2 separate regions of the Homo sapiens genome follow, and region 1 is linked to region 2. The links are chromatin loops, found by intact Hi-C in ENCODE. Cell type or tissue: mammary epithelial cell. All regions are shown on one strand. Links, peaks and the distances in the headings refer to the core of each region. The heading gives the core; the rest is flanking DNA.

Evidence for each region. Peaks named below come from ENCODE experiments on the same cell type or tissue, not always from the same donor. Only the 100,000 strongest peaks of a DNase experiment are listed, where the experiment ranks them.
Region 1: a loop joins it to region 2, with 10 times the contacts of the local background. A loop is called at or near these places in 5 of 110 quality-filtered maps.

The regions. Positions count from the first base shown.
Region 1 is chr3:79,029,392-79,037,839 of GRCh38, reverse strand. The region is part of intron 3 of ROBO1 (roundabout guidance receptor 1); the gene reads left to right. Among named protein-coding and RNA genes, the nearest start is that of MIR3923, 470 kb to the left of the region's middle. In mammary epithelial cell, for the core only: a CTCF peak has its summit at 4,939 (motif pointing right); no DNase peak of the experiment used is centred there.
Region 2 is chr3:78,974,074-78,982,521 of GRCh38, reverse strand. The region is part of intron 3 of ROBO1 (roundabout guidance receptor 1); the gene reads left to right. Among named protein-coding and RNA genes, the nearest start is that of MIR3923, 530 kb to the left of the region's middle. In mammary epithelial cell, for the core only: a CTCF peak has its summit at 4,293 (motif pointing right); no DNase peak of the experiment used is centred there; H3K27ac peaks cover 907 bases.

The DNA.
Region 1 (8,448 bases), core at 292-8,291, 55 kb before region 2:
TTTAGTTCCCGTTCGTAATAAACTCCAACTGAAAGCTAAATTAGAACATAAAATGTAATGTAAAAATATATATGTCCAATTTACTTTGAATAACTTCACACATTTTTATGACTTTTTTAGAATAGAATCAAGATTTTACTTCTGATATTTATTTCTCTTGAAGTTAAACATACAAATACACTTCCTCACACACTTTTGCACATTAAGAGCCGACTATATCTAGCAGCATGGCTTCTGAACAATTTTCATGGTAAACATAAAATCCCTTAGTAATATATGGAAATTCTGCAACAAGTTTTATGAATATTTATTCCTTCTGACATCAAAAAAGAATATTTGAGTGAATAACAGAATCTCTTTCTAATATTGATCTTGGGGTAACATGGCTAAATCAACAATGTCTACATATCCTAAGTTACCACTAATTGATGGTGTTTCACTAGATGTCAGTTGCATTTATAAGGAGTAATGGTTCAGAGGAGAATAAAAATGAAATGGAAGAGGAATTATTTGAAATATAGGTAATAAGGCTGAAGAAATCATGGTATATTCATACAGAGAAGCCCTTGATGAGTGTCATTGTATTCTAACGAATACCTAGAATATTTAAGAAACACATTTGGTTAATTAAAATTAATTCTGAAAGCATCAATAAATTTTGTTTCAAAGGATAACAAATGAGAAAATATGTGAAATAGCCAACTGTGTCCACCCTATTTGCTAGTCTGCTTGAAATCTAGATGTGATCAGTTTCTCAACTTTGTTAGGTATTTGTTTTCATCCATAAGGTTTAATTTTCATTCCCATGAGAACTGAAAGAAATTTTATATATACTCTTTAGAGCCATCCTGTTAGGTTTCCTCAGAAACACGTCATCGATTTATAGACACAATTTGCTATGAGAACTCGAGAATCTGCAACATTTCTCTTTATGTGCTGCTCTGGAATCTAAAAATTCAATCCCACAGGACTTTTTAATCACTGAAAAGTTTTCACCCCTTGTGTGTTCAACTTTTCATATCCAGCATAGTGTAATGTGAGCCATACCCCAGATTCTGCCCTGGATAATTCAGTAATTCTTAACAGCTGACTTCAACTTAAAATATCGAATTTGAGGCACACAGAGACCTTCTTTACTTTGGGTCATTATAAAACTCCCAGTCAATATCTCTTTTTTTTTCCAGAAAGGAAGAATAAAGGAAACTGATAATTTTACTATGCTTGTATTCTTATGAACATATTGACATCATTATCTGATTTATATCTTAGTGATATAAAGTGTTTGTGGTTTTAATAAATTTGTGTAAGACCATCTACATAAAGATTCCTTCCAAAAGCAAGTATTTCTTTGGATATGAGACTTAAAAGATGTTTATATATGAAAGGCAGTATATATTCTACTCTGTCTGACACAATGTTAAAATTAAGGCAAGTTAATATTTAGCTCTTTCTGCCACAGAGAACCAGACCAGTGGTTATCAAGTGGAAAGGAAAAGATGAATAAATTCACATCACTTGCTTTTTATTTAAGGCAAAATTCATCCAAATAAAGATAAAATATACTGATTATATAAATGATCATTTATTTACAGACTTGTAAAGAAGAGAAAAGAAAGAGAAGATGAGGAAAATAAAAAGAGAAAAAGATTAACCTTTTTATGTTTATAAACATTTAGAAAGCGAGGTATAAGGACATAAACTTTGATATCTTGTTCTAGTTCTATAGAAAACTCCCATTAAGTTAGATTAATTTGTTAACCCATGTCAAAATTTGTTGCAATTTCTAAATATTGTGGTTATATTATAAAGAGATGAACATGTTGCCTCATCAATTTTAAAGAAGATATTTAATAAGTACATAAACAGATGGTTTTTTAAAATATTAATTATAAGTTAACATATCTCTAAATAACTTGAGATGCTTGAAAACTGTGGAGTCCTTTAGTTAAACACTTTTAATGGTCCCAGATAGTTTTGTTTGTGCAGTAAACAAGTTTTCGAGTTGTTTAACAAAAGCTAAATTTCAAGTTACTTCTTTTGGAAATTGGGGAATTTTCAATTAAAAGAATGATATGGTAATCTTTTTCTTATTAATGCTTTTTTTTTTTTTAGATAAAGTCTCGTACTGTTGCCCAGTTTGGAATGCAGTTGCACAGTCTTGGCTCACTGCAGCCTCAATCTTCCAGGTTCAAGTTCAAGTGATCCTCCCACCTTAGCCTCCAGAGTAGCTGGGACTAGAAACATTCACCACCACCATGCCCCACTAATTGTTTTTTTTGTTTTGTAGAGATGAGGTCTCACTATGTTGCTCAGGCTGGTCTTGAATTCCTGGCCTCGAGTGATCCTCCTGCCTGGGCCTCCCAAAGTGCCGGGATTGCAGGCATGAGCCACCTCACCCAGTTCTCATTATTCTTTCATGGATATCGTCAATAATTCAGTCAAGCCAGCTTTCTATTTTAACATTTCCATAGAAATTAACAAAGTAAGTTAGATCCGTAAAAGTGACAGACCTACCTGAGGGAGTTACTTATGAATAGCGCCTGCTGCCTACTGCAAAAATAGGAAAGTAAAACAATAGTTCTCATAAAAATTCTCCAAACGAAGAAATAGAAGAGACTTGACTTAAAAGTTGAAAAGAGCTTTAATTATTATTATAATACTCATTTTATATTTTTCAATAAAAATAAATATAAACATACTGAAAACATTTTAAATTTAGGAAAATAAAAATATATATTCCTCACACTAAGATACCAACGATTGCTATTTTGGTGTATTTCAACATAACTCTAGTAACTCTGTAAATATTGTATCTTTCTTATTTTTATTCTAAAAGTAACACATGCTGTAAAACTTAAATAGTATGGAAATATATACTTTAAAAATTACTGGTTTTATTGTCTGTTTCACCAACAAAGTTGATATATATTACACAAAATTGGGCTCACATATTCTAGGACATATATATTATTTTTTAATGTGGTATCCTGGATTTTATGTTATTGCTTCACAACTTCCTTCACCCAATAACACACAGGACACCTTTTTTGTCACTACCTATAAACTTATGTATTCCATTTTAATTACATAAAATGTAAGATTTAGATTGCTAATTTTATCCTAAGCAACTCATAAGTTTTCAAGTAGCTCCCAGTTATTATTTTTAATGACTGTAATATTCAATTTAATAACATACCATTGTTAAGTTCTTTGTTATTTTATTAGAAATTTAGACCTCTTCTAGTTTTATCCTCTTTATTCCCACGTTGTTTTAATACCACCATAGACATCTTTTACTATATATGAAATATTTCCTTAGCTTCCTAGAGTTGGAAATACTATATCAAAGGGCATGATCACTTTATAATTCTAATACAAATGGTTTCCCTCCTTCGTTCTTCACTCCCAGAGACTACAAAGGGTCATAAAAAGACCATGCACCAGAAGTCAGGCAGACCTGGCTTCTGACTAACAGGCCATCCTGTGTAAATGTGGAGACGTTTTTCATCTCTGTGAATCTCATTTTTCTATGTTCCTGAGTCTTAAGATACAAACTGTAAAAAATTCTGAGTATTAAATATGAATAACTGTAAAGGCAAAGGGCATCTTTTTAAACCTCACTTGTGAATTGGGAAGTAAAAAAATATGTTTACATCATTTTGTTATAATAATAGTATTTTCTAGGATGAAACTTTTTCCTCTGTTTATGGAGAACCAAAGGCCTCAAGAGATTTAAAGATTTGACTGAAAATACATTCTTGGAGAGTTTGAGATGTGAATACAATCTAGATCAGAGGTAGTTAGAGTAAATTATAAAGCACTATTTGCTCCAGAAATTTTTGAAAGGATTGACAGTTGTTTTGGCAGGGAAGCCATAGTGAAAAATTATGCTCCTGATTTGTAATAGACACTAGTTCTGAGGGTAGAATAAGAAGGTCGAGCCGGTGGGATAAAATCCTATTTCAAAGAACCATGGCTCGAGTTTTACAAATGCTCCAGAAAAAGCACTTTGAGAAATGAAGACCAGAGTATTTTAATATATATTGTAGCTGAGATGAACTATTGAAAATATAAAATAAATCACAAATTCAGAATACCAGTCAAGATTTTGAAAAAACAATGACAGCTTTGCTTTAAACTTTTAACCCAAGTGCATTTTAGAAAAACCAGCAAGGCCACCCTAATGATAAAGTCTGTATCTTCTGCCCTGGATGATAAGGATATTCTTTAGAAATCTTTTTGAAATAAATGTAATCAAGCATTAAAGCAGCATGTAGTGGTAAAATCAAACCAGGTGGATTAATTGCTGTATGCATTTTGTATTCCTTGGGGCATTATCACTTTTGTTTTCATTAAAGAATTTACACACCATTATATAACAATGTTGGTTTTCCTCAGTGATGTGTGAATCATATATAAAGAATGCTTCAACAGAGAATGAAAAATGTGAAATAAGTCACTCTAATTGGTAAATAACTCTTTAAATTTTATGTAAAAATGCTAAGAATATTCTTTCAACTAGGTAGAAGTATTACTTTAAAGAAATAAACACACTAGAGACATCATAATATTATAAAAATATTCCACAAATGTGCCAACAATTGGACCATACATATCTTGTTGGAAAATCCCCAGAATTCCTGGACAATTATGAGACTTGCAATTATCACTTTAAAATTATGTAATTGTATTATCTTGAATTAATGAGTGTTTAGGTTTATGTAAAATAATCAACTTTTCAGCTAATACAAAAACTAAAATCTTAGGAGTTTTGAAATTTGTGAGAATATTTTTTAAAATTCATGTTTTAATGTTCTACCACTCTAATATATTGTTTTATTATTTTGAGCTGTGTCATCTTCCATATTTAATTTTCTAAGGTCCCATCTAGTTAATGAACAGAAGTTTTTATTTCTCATTTTCCAGCCAGCAGAGGGCAATAGAGCATTGTGTACTAAACATCCTCAACCAATTGAAACATTTCATAGGGGAGGGATTTTCTGCTATGAACAGATAAGAACATAAATTAAAGAGACCTGCTATCAACTTCTATTTCAATAGGATGTGTATGTGTATGTGCACCCCTTGAGTTTTTGATTTATGTTTTTGATAATTTATTATGACTATAGTGAACTCATTATCTGAAATTAGTCCACGGGTACATGAATAAAAAACTAGGAAATAGCATAGTGGTAAATGTTATCCAATCTTTAGAGAACATTTCAAAAACTACAAATGTTTGTATTTTTCAAGAAGTTTCTATAGAGAGAGATTCTATTGCCATTTCATAAAGGGTAGTAAGTGAATTATCTGAGCTAAAAGAAAACTTCTCATCTTAAGTTTTTGCAAATAAATGGTTTACTGGTACTTACTTTAAGCATCCATTAGTATACCCATTCTAAACTTAATTTATTAAGTTAAATTTATTATATTATTTTTCATTTTTAAATCATTTTATGATGGACAAATGAAATCTATTTCTCAAAAACTATGTGGGATTTAGTATAATGTGCAATGGAAGAAAAATCTTGATAAAAATCTAATTTAAAGAACAATGTAATATTTTCTCTCAATGTTAAATTAGTTCTGAAGATATTATGTACCCTGTATTGTGTATTAAAAAATAATTTGCTCAATACATATCGTTGTTATAAGGTCAGGGAATGTCTGGACCTCCTAGCTTTAAACAACTATGATTCTTTCATTCTAGAAGCTATTGTTTCCCTCTCTTAAGCCTTATCTACACACAAATAGGTAAGCATTTAGAAAGCTCATTTCATGACACATAAGTATATACATTGAATATGTCCTTTTCATTTTTTTGGCTTCATACCCTATATAAGCCTGTGTGTCCATCTCACTATTGTTTAAGAGTATTGGGTTTTAAAAATACTATATTAATTGCAAACTCCCTAAATAAAATCAAATTGAATTATTTAGAAGAGTACTGTATGTAGAAGTGTTATAAATTGTGTTTATGGTTTTCTGAACAATCTTTTAAGCAACAATCTTTATATGACTTCCCTTATTAATTGAAAAAGTGTTCAGTTTTCTACTACTAACTATAAACTTAATCTTGAGCTTTCTTTTTCACGATGAAATCACAATAATAATAATCAATTAATGTTTGATGATTGCTAATTCCGTTACAAGCGCTTTATGTGTATTACTTGTTTCAATCCTTGCAAAACCCCTAGAAGGGGAGAACTATTATGCTCTTCACTTAATATAAAAAGAATAGGTGCTAGCGATATTAAGAAACTTACCCACCATCACCCAGCTAGTCAGTGACAGAGATGGACATTTGTATTCTTACCCACTTACACATTTTAGAAATGAACATTGTGCTTCGTTATTATTCTACATATGCACCTAAGCATTTTATTTTTCCTGCTCCAAAGAGCAAGTTTAAGTAAACTAACTTTTAAGTTGCCTGAGATATTCCTTTATCTTGTAGATCACTGGAAGAGGAATAATACATGTTATTCATGTGGTTTTTTTCCTGGAGAAATCTCAAAGTACACATATATATTCAATAATGACTAACAAGACACTGAAACATATCAATAGACTATATTTACTGTACTCATTCAAAGCCACATCCACACAAAAGCAAAATTTTGTTAGTTCTCATTTCATCATGTAAACTTGGGTAGCATTTAGAAATTATCACCATATAAATGTTTTGATTAACTCTCAATAGCTTACATCTAGCTAAGTGTCCATGCCGATTCAATGGTGCACTCTGCCTTACCATCACATATCACCTTTATTACCCTACTGAATTCAAGTATGCATGAAGGTAAATAACATATTGGGGCCGGGCATGGTGGCTCACGCCTGTAATCCCAGCACTTTGGGAGGCAGAGGCGGGTGGATCACCTGAGTTCAGGAGTTCAAGACTAGCCTGGCCAACATGGAGAAACCCCGTCTCTACTAAAAACACAAAAATTAGCTGGGTGTGGCAGTGCGTGCCTGTAATCCCAGCTACTTGGGAGGCTGAGGCAGGAGAATTGCTTGAACCCAGGAGGTGGAGGCTGCAGTGAGCTGAGGTTGCACCATTGCACTCCAGCCTGGTCGACAGAGTGAGACTCCATCTCAAAAAAATAAATAAATAACATATTGGAAAAAGATTGCCTCTTTATATAAAGCTCTAGATGACAACATATTAGAAGAATGTAATTGCATTTTCTTTATGAAGATGTATAAGCATTTAGTAATGCTTTGAAGATGTTTGTATAGAATTTTATAATAAATATTTACAGTACTCTCCCATATAGTAGGTACAGCATTGCTTGACTAATAACTTTAGAGCCTAACTGTACCCAAATCATAAGGTACATGCCCACCATCTTATATAATCCTTACATAAACCAAAACATTCCCCAGTGTATATTAAAGTTTAACTAGAGCAGAGTTACTCAGTCTAGATACTATTGACATTTTGGGCAAGCTTATTCTTTGTTGTGAGAGGGAGACTGTCCTATGCAATGGAAGATGTTTAGCAGTATCCCTTGCCTTAACACACCAGATGCCTATACCACCTTCTCACCACCTCCTCCACTCCTCTTCCCAGCTGTGACAACCACAAATGTCTCTGGACATTGCAGAATGTCAATGGGGAGGGATTACAGTAAGGGGGTAGAATCACCCCTAGTTGAAAATACTGAAATGGAGTAAACTTTTTAGCAATTGCCGGTTTCCATTAGGAAATGGATAGTTAGATGAAATGCCAAAAGCATGAATGCCCAGATATCTGCAATCTGCAAATAGACTTTCTTCTTGATCATACTTTTTGTCTAGCTAAGTGTTTTTCAAAACTTAGTATACTACACAAAATTGCCAACACAAAACAATGCTTAATGTACTTTGGGAAGAGAGAAAATACCATTGGTAAGCAAGTCATTACTTCCACTGTTGCGTTTACAAGATGTACAGAAGAGACAGGCTTAAGAGATATATTTTTACAGCAATTATTTGTGATCAGTGCTATGGAGAAATAGTCAATGTTGTTCTAGGATCATCACACAGAAATCTGATATGTAAAGAAAGGCTGAAAATGGCAGGTCTAGGTAGGCTTTCCTGAGGAAGAGACTTTGATCTGAAACTTAAAAGATAAATTGGAGTTACCCAGGGGAAGTATGGGCCAAATGGCAAATTCTTCAAACTGTGTTCTCGTGCTTTAATCACATAGCTTCTACCTTTAAAGCACATTTAATGATATTCTAGGAAATATACACGTCTAAAGAAACATCTCTGTATGCATTGCCAACTTTTAAGTTACTATTATTGGAAAATATTAAGGGGAGCAAGATCAGAGAATGTAGTGTAGTGGACAATGTGGTTTATTAATTAGACTTTGTCAAGTGTTCTCTACATTCCAGTATAAGTTAAAATAAACTGATAAATATTCACCATTATTTAAGACAGATGGGTTTTCCAGATAAA
Region 2 (8,448 bases), core at 198-8,197:
CAAAATGCAATTTTAAACCCAGTACTAGCATTTGGTGGGATGTATGTGTGTTTGTTTATAGACGTGTGTATGATGCAAAAATGCTCATTATTTGAATACTGTAGGAGTGAAGGGAACACTTCCCCTGTCCTCTCTGAAGCTTCACTGTAATTAACTGACAATGGATGGATTAACAGGAGAAAAGGCTTACAAAGGTATTAATATGCAGGCGGGAAAATCATAGGAGAGTGATTACTCAATAATCCAATGAGATTTAGGTACTTATATACCCCTCTTCATAAAGGAGAAGGAATTGGGGTGTAGGTAATTCCGAGGGGTAGTAAATGATTATTAGGAGAAATCAGTGAGCCGAAAGAACACAGGATTGCCTGGGACAAATGTCCTCAGAGCTCTTGCGGGAGGTGATGACAACTTTTGGAAAGGCAAGAGGTAGAACTTTCCTGTGAACAAAGGTTGTCTAATTATGCAGATAATGTCTCCCAGGTAACCTCTGGGAGCTGCCCTCAGTAGAATACAGAACAAGGCTGTCTGGATGTGGCAACAACTTTTAGTCTTTTTCTTCTTGGGTGGTTAATCTTTTCTGTTTTTTATGAGATTCCTGCAGTGGGGGTTTTAAGACAGTTGGATTTCATTGGGAAGAAGTTTTTCTCAGATTCAGGAATTTCTAGGGAAAGTCCCTCACTGTGGGTGTGTTTTTGTGTGTGTGTGTGTGTGTGTGTGTGTGTGTGTGTGTTGGCAGGGGCCAGGGGATGGGAGCGGAGAAATGAGAGAAGGCTGGGAAGTCCTTGGTTCTGAGGCGGCCTTCAAGCCCTTCCAATTTATTTTAATCCAAAAGTGCTCAGTGTGACAAAGTGCTATACTTCGGGTATTGTTCTCTGAGCCCTGGTACTACTTTAAGGGTAGAGGAAAAGGGAGAGTTGTTTAATGAGTATATAGAGTTTCAGTTTTCCAAGATTAAGAGAAGTTTTGGAGATCTGTTTCTCAGTAATGTGAATATACTTAACACTACTGGATTGTCTATTTAAAAATGATGAAGATGGTAAATTTCATATTATGTTTTTTACCACAATTAAAACAAGAAGTTCAGTATTTAATGTAGACATAAGTGCTACTGCTTCCTGAGTTTTGTGTAGTGAATGTGGGGCATTTCTTTGTTATTTGAGATGCTGGTTGATAGTCATGTAAGAGGGTGATGGTAATGGGCTTTTGAAAGATTTAAATGAGAATTTGTGTAAGATCTTAACATTCATAGTCTATGACCCTTTATAAATGTGAACCATTACTATTATTTAGGGTACTATAAAATAAACTGTAATATACTATAATTTATTTAATTATGTAGAATGGCATATGATTAAGTATGCATACTCAATGCCCAATTACCAGCCATGTGAGCTTGGGAAAGTCGAATTTTTTTAAACATTTTATGCTCCAGTTTTCTCATTTCTATAATGGATGAAACAGTAATATCTATTTCATATCTTGCTGAAACTATTAAGTTAACACATATAACACATATCCCATGTTTTATACGAATGACTGTCATCATCCTCTGACTTTGATGACTTAGAATGTAACAACAGTTTGGATGTTGGTAGTAGTTTATAGTTTAAATTAAAATATTTTTAAAACTCACAAGTTATTTCCAATAATTATTTCCTCATAGTTAATATTATCTCTCTTTATGAGTTATCTTAGCTGTATTTACCAGGGGTGTAAGTTTTATTTATTTCCATGGACTGAAGTGTTTTGAGGAGGTTTATAGAATTACATATACCAAAGCAAGGGGGAAAAAAGACCTAGGAAACTAAGTTCCACATAAGATGGAAAGTTTGGTGGTGGTGGTGTTTTTAACTGAAGATCTTTCAACCAGTTTCCTATGCTACAAACACTAGTAGTTATTGTTACGGTGTTTGTGTTAAATGAATATCAGACTTCAGAGAAACAGCAATTTTACATGTGGAAACCTGTGATGAAGATAGTCAAGAAGATATTTAAGTTTTTGGTATAAAGAATATTCTCCTGTTGGAAAAGAATGCTTTATTAAAATGGTAACCTTGTGTATTTATATTTTTAAAATATTTAGAGTTTTTGTGTAGGTTCATGAAAGTAGTTGATTCCTCTTGAAGTTTTCATAATGCTGTGGCATGGTGACATTATGCCAAACACAGATGAAAGTTTGTATGTTGTTCGTATGGATGTTTTTGAGGTACATGTGGGACAGGAGGCAAGGAGTGGTGATTGTAATCCTTACCATCTGTCCAGACATCTAACATCCTGCTCAGTCTTAGAAAGGTAGGTCAGTTTCTTATAATTACAGTTTTGGGCTAATGTGCCTCTTTGAACATGCTGAATTCTTACTTAATGTATTGATTTTTAAATATAATTATAACATTAATTTAATTGAATATATGTGTTTGGAACATATGGTGTCCCTCGGCAAATGTTTTCTTAAATTATATGCTTGTACATGTATTAAAGTGTAGGAAATTATTGTTTTACTTGTAACATGCTCAAGGTGCGTTTTAATAAATATAAGGAATACCCTGAGGCAGGGAACAGGAAGATCAAAAGCTTTTTCTATTTTAGAAAGCAGTTTTATTACTGTTGATTATTAATTTAAGGATTTATTTTTGGCGGGTAAAATGACTAGGAAGGGTGTGAGCCCAAGTAGATCTCGTGTGTGTGTGTGTGTGTTTGTGTGTGTATTCATTTTCTTTCCTTCTGCCCGCATCCTGTCTTCTCTCACTTCCCCCTCCCACCTTTTTGTTTCTTATGCCAGGGGGCTTTCATAGACCCCCTTAAAACAGCAGAGCTCCCTCTGCACTCTGGGGACAGATTTCAATGAACATAGTGTTGTTTTAACTCTTTGGTTAGTAAAGGGGGTTGAAAGCTAAAGAAGTAAAACAGTGTCAGGAAAAACAGTCATCAATTTATAGTATCCTAAGTTTCCCCAAATCTCTGAGATTCTTAATATAAATGTGAGAGATCTTACTTAGTGATACTTTGTCAGAATTTTATCTACATTGCTGAGGAGACAGAAATCTTTTAACAGTTTCCTTAAAGGGACTGTAAATTTCAACAATTATTCAGTCCATTGCTTTCAGCACCTTTTGTTGCCTTATTAGTGTATGGAACAGCAGGGTTGTAACGGCAGGAAGAGCCTGTGCATTTTAATTAGCTCCAAAGACAGTGTGAGATAAAAGCCCGGATTTTTTCCTCATTTTTATTTCACGTTGGCTGATTAAGGATGCTATTGTAGGCTGAGCTGGCTTGACCTAATCTCAGTGACCACTCATTTATGGAAGGGGAATGGCACAAACTTGCTCTAGTTTTCTGAATGGGATTAGGAAAGCACTAATTAGCAAACCCTGAAAGCCATGAGGCATGGACAGGAACACAGCACCCGTCCATAAGAAACAAATGCAGTCTGGGGAAACATTCACCAATTGAACCAATTCATACTTGCATATATTAGGCACTTGGTGATGTGTTTTCCGTTTTTAATTACTTAACCATGAATAAGAGCCTGATGTTCCTCAAGCTGTACTTGATAATTAAATAAATACTTCTGCCCTGAAGGGAGATGTCAGAACTTGAAGAGTACTAATGTTGATAAGGAGGTTTGTAAATAGTTGGAGAATAGATTTCTAGCTGTATCTGACCTCAGCTGGGAGGGAGATGGTGGGAATACAGTCTACAGAACTTTAAAATTAACTCATTCAGTTTAAGTAAAGTCAGATTTTCATTATTGAGAGCGAAGATCTATTTTAGGATCATCTGGCCCTTTACTTCTTTTTTATATACTGTACTTCCTTTTAATCGTGCAGAATATTATGGAAAAAGTACAAGGCTCTGCACCAGCAGAACTAGACCTGGATGTGAATTGAATCCCTGTGCTGCTAACTAGTATGGGACATTAGGGAAAGTCCTTCACCTCTTTGAGTCTCGGTTTCTCTACCTTCAAGATGAGGATAATATTACCTACTTTATAATGTCACTGTGAAGCTTAGGGATAATATGGGCAATACTGTGTGTGGTGCCTGGCGTTCAATAAGGACTCCCAAAGTGCCTGTCGCCATTAGTATTATTAATACCAGTGTTGTCATTTCTCAGCATTTCAAACAAATGTAAAGCAGCAGTCTATGGAAGAAGTAAAAACTGAAGACACCTAGTCTAGAAACTTGGTCCAAGGAGGACAGGGTTATTTGGTTGAAAGGAGATTGCAAGTTACACATGGATTTCCCTCTTCATTTCTCCATCCCCCCACTACCTTGGTTAATTGAATTGGCCACTAGATGGAAGCATATATGTTTACTGGTTTTTTTAATCTGTGAACCAATAGGTCATTTATAATGTGTAAATCTGAAATCAAAATATCATCTACAGTCAATTCAATCTGATAATTTTTGAAATCTTTAACTAACTAGACTGAGACTCTTCTGTATTTGAAAAAAGAGCAAAAATAACTAAGATTCTGGAGCTGCATATTGCAGATTTGAATACATGCAGTTTATGGTTAATGTGTTGGTAATGTTTAAAAATAATTAGCAGGACATTTTGTCTTGCCAGTTTAGATGGCACTATTATAATTATTTTTAAATTCATTTATATACATTAAAACAGCTTACTATATAGATATTAAAAACATTAATAGACTGTTAAGTAGTTTTTCTCAGCCTACAGAGACTGGTGAGAGTTTCAGTAAGGTCCTAAGTGATCCTAATTACCAGTGTGAGCAGTAGTGCATACCTCAGTGAGTAGGAGTAAGGAACCTCCAAATGTGTGACACTAACATTGTGGTATATATTTCTAGGTGGATCAGGAGATTTTATTTTCTCATGGTTAGTTTCCTTTATACTTTCCATTATTTCTTTTCAGTGTAGCTTACGGAATAATCTTTTTTTTTAAAATATATATTATATATATATTGACTGCTTGAATCAAGATCCTTTGCTAATTGCTACAGTTAGAATATGAAAATGTAAAAATTTCTGTTCCTGTTCTTAAGGAGGTTACATTGCTGTTTGAGAGAAGAAAATAAATATTCTATTCAATTTAAGTAATTATTCCAGAGAACAAAGGAAAATGATTTAAAACATTTCAGGAAGAAATCATTTCAAGCCAGAAAAAGTTATTTTAATTAATCATATATCTTGAAGAAGAGAGTAAAAAGGAGAGTAATGGGAAAGAAAAGGAAATTCTAGGATGAGGGAAGTGTGTGAGTAAAAAGCAAAGCATGTGGGAATCTCAGTGAGTAATCTGATTTTTCTAAATTAGAGGAAAACTGTGGGAATTGAGGTTTAAAAAGATAGACTGAGATGAGGTTGTGGATGATTTTAACTGACAAGGTAAGTGGTTTGGGATTTAATCTGTAGAAAATTGGAAATATTCTGCTTAAATGGCCATAGTTATTTTACAAGAGAAAGAAGTGTTTTTTGTTTGTTTGTTCTTGTTTTTGTTTTTGTTTTACCAATTTTGAGTTTTGTTTTAAAGTTCTAGTTGAATCCCCTTTTCAAATAGCATGAAGAAATTTAAAGAAAATGGCACTTGGTGTTACACAAAGTTCTGATTTTATCATTGAAATGTAAGGAGGTAATACGTAGGTTTGCTATAATTTGTGCAGTTTACATGGCAACCATATATAGTGGTCTTTAAAGACGTTTTGGAGAAAATTAATATATTGTTTTTGCTCTCTTATGCATAGGGTTATCTCATGTGCTTTAATTGCTGGACTCATTATTAGTGTTCTCACAATGAAGGAATACACCCTTGGTTATATTAAGTGAAGAAAGACTTCAAAAAGGAATAGCTGTATATATAGTATATAGGTTCAGTTAGTTACTGATGAAAATACAGAATCAGCATAGGATTGAGATAGAACTAAAATTGGGCAAATGCTGCTGTAGAGAGACAGAAAAGGGCCAAGAGTTTGTTGACAATTAGTGAGGGGTTTGTGGGGTACCATAAAGGTAAGAATTGGCTTGTTATGTGCCTTAAGCCAGAAGCTCTGTCCGAAAATATAGGCTGCATGTAAATCTGGGCAGACAGAAGGCTGGAATCCTGAGGGATCTCCAGTCTCATAGGTTCCTGATAAGCGCAAAGACTCACCGGCACAGTGGAGACAGCCTCAGGTCAGGCTCAAGAAGTGGGTGGGCACTAACAGTACTAATGAAACTACATGATTTAGGGCTACTTTATCCTTTTCCTCTATTCTTCAGGTAACTGCTCCTGTCTGAACTTTGGGATGCAGGATGACCCTGAGTCTCAGTTGCATAGTATAGGATGAAGATCCATTTTTTTCTTGCCACTGTTATTTCTCAGTACTGTGCCTTAATTCTTTGCTCTTGATTTTGAGACTGCGCTTTCTGGAGCAGTTCTAACATGTGTATTGCACTGAGTCTGTTTTGCTTAGCACTTATTCGATGCCATAGCCTATTAATAGAATGAAGAACCAATTCTGATTAAACTTAGGATTTAGAAAACACAAAAACAAGAACACAATTAACAAAAGAACAAAATTAGGCTGACTTTTACGTTATGCTGTATATTTTAAGTATTTGTTGAGTAAAGGTCTTTATGCTGCCTTAAACCAAGTAAAGCATTTTCAGGATCAAAGTTGAATGTTAGGAAATAATGGTCTGCAATATCACATGAATATAGAAACATAATTATGTTCACCACTTAAGAGTTGGTACTTTTTTCTTCCTTTTTGTATTTGTTGCAGAATACCTTGGGCTATGGAAGAGGTGGACGAATTAATTTCAGTGCTTATGTAATCACATATTCAACAACTGTTTTTTCTTGACCTCAACATTGCTCATTTGCTGTCTAGAAATTTGTGATCTAAAAACTTTAGCTTTGAAAAGAAACTTATTAAAAGCTTGTTTTTATGTCTGGCTCTACTAAGTCTTTTCTACCTTATCTTTCATTTCCTCTCAGTGGTTATCCCCTCTCCCTTTTTTTAAAACCAGGAAACTAAGGTTAAGAAACTGGTCACCCAGGTTTACACAACTAGCTAAATGGCAGAATTGAGAGTCTCTCCAAGAACCAATTCTCATTCTTTTTATCCACTGTGCCCTCAATATTCTCTCTCAATATTCTCAGGAAGGCATACTGGCTTTATTTTTATGAAACCACTGATAAAATTGTTACCAAAGTTATTTTATCTGATCAAACTCCCCTTATATGTAAGCAAAGACATGAACATAGGAGATAATCTTTCACATGCTATGATATATTCAGAGCTAATTAGCATGTACACTTAACTGGCTTTTACTGTCAGAGCTGGTGTGGAAGATATTTTAGTTTAAGTATAAATTGAAGATATAAGAGTGAGATTAGTCTAAGAGACTTTTTAGAGGCAGGACCCGTTTCCTTAACCAACTGTTTTCTCTGTAGGGCTCAGTATCCTGCTTTCATTCCCATTTTAATAAAAATTCTAATTTACATTAGAAGGGCCCCAAACTCACCAGGAAAATTACTAATCAAATTAAACTTTCTGGCTCTGATTTAATTTGGCAGCATTAGTAGACATGGTCTTAGGCTCTTGGGGAAAAAATTATTGAACACTAGTTTTAGCTTGACTAAATGTAATCTAATATAGAATTTTACCTTGAGCAACCAAAAATTAAATTATTGTATTTGTATTTATAAATAGGGACTTTTAAATTTGGGGTACAATATTTGCTTGTCTTCATTTATCCATTCTCAAATGATATATCTTTGAAAAATAGGAATAGATACTGTTAGTTTATATTAGGTATGAAAACAAGAAAGAAAATCAGCAGAGGGACTTGGATAGAAAAACCATTAGATGTGATCTCTTCACCTGTTAAACCCAGCTGTCCCTTCTGGGATTTGGCTTTGTGTTCTGAGAACCATTTCTATGAAAATCTAACGAGGAAACTCTAAACTGCTGGTGACAAGAGTAGCCTATTTTACAAACCATGCAGTAACCAGGATCAAGTATCAGAGTACAAATTCATGCCTCTTTCTTTTTTTCGTATATTGAGTTTGGTGGCATTTCGTAAAACTATCTATCCTTCTATTGCCAAGCTGACTAATCGACTGGTCTGTTGACACCATCTGTCTAAAGAATCCACAGCCGCTACCATGAGTTTTGATTCGGTTTTCAATTGAAACACATTCCATCAAGAAAAGTGTCCTTTTTTTTCTTCTTCTTTTTTTTAATTTCCTAAGTCTAAAGTTCTGAATCACTGGAATTTCCCTTTCGTTCTCTCTCCCTCTTTGACATTGTTGAAACATATTCATTTAATGTTGTATTTCAAGAGAAATGAGTACCATGGACTTTATTTGTACACTAATAGAAATTGTTATATTGGCCCATGATGCAAATATAATACAGGATGCCTGTAATATTTGAAGATAAGTAATTTAGGTATAAGTTGGTTTAAAAATTATTCGCTAATGATGTTTTTTTTTGAA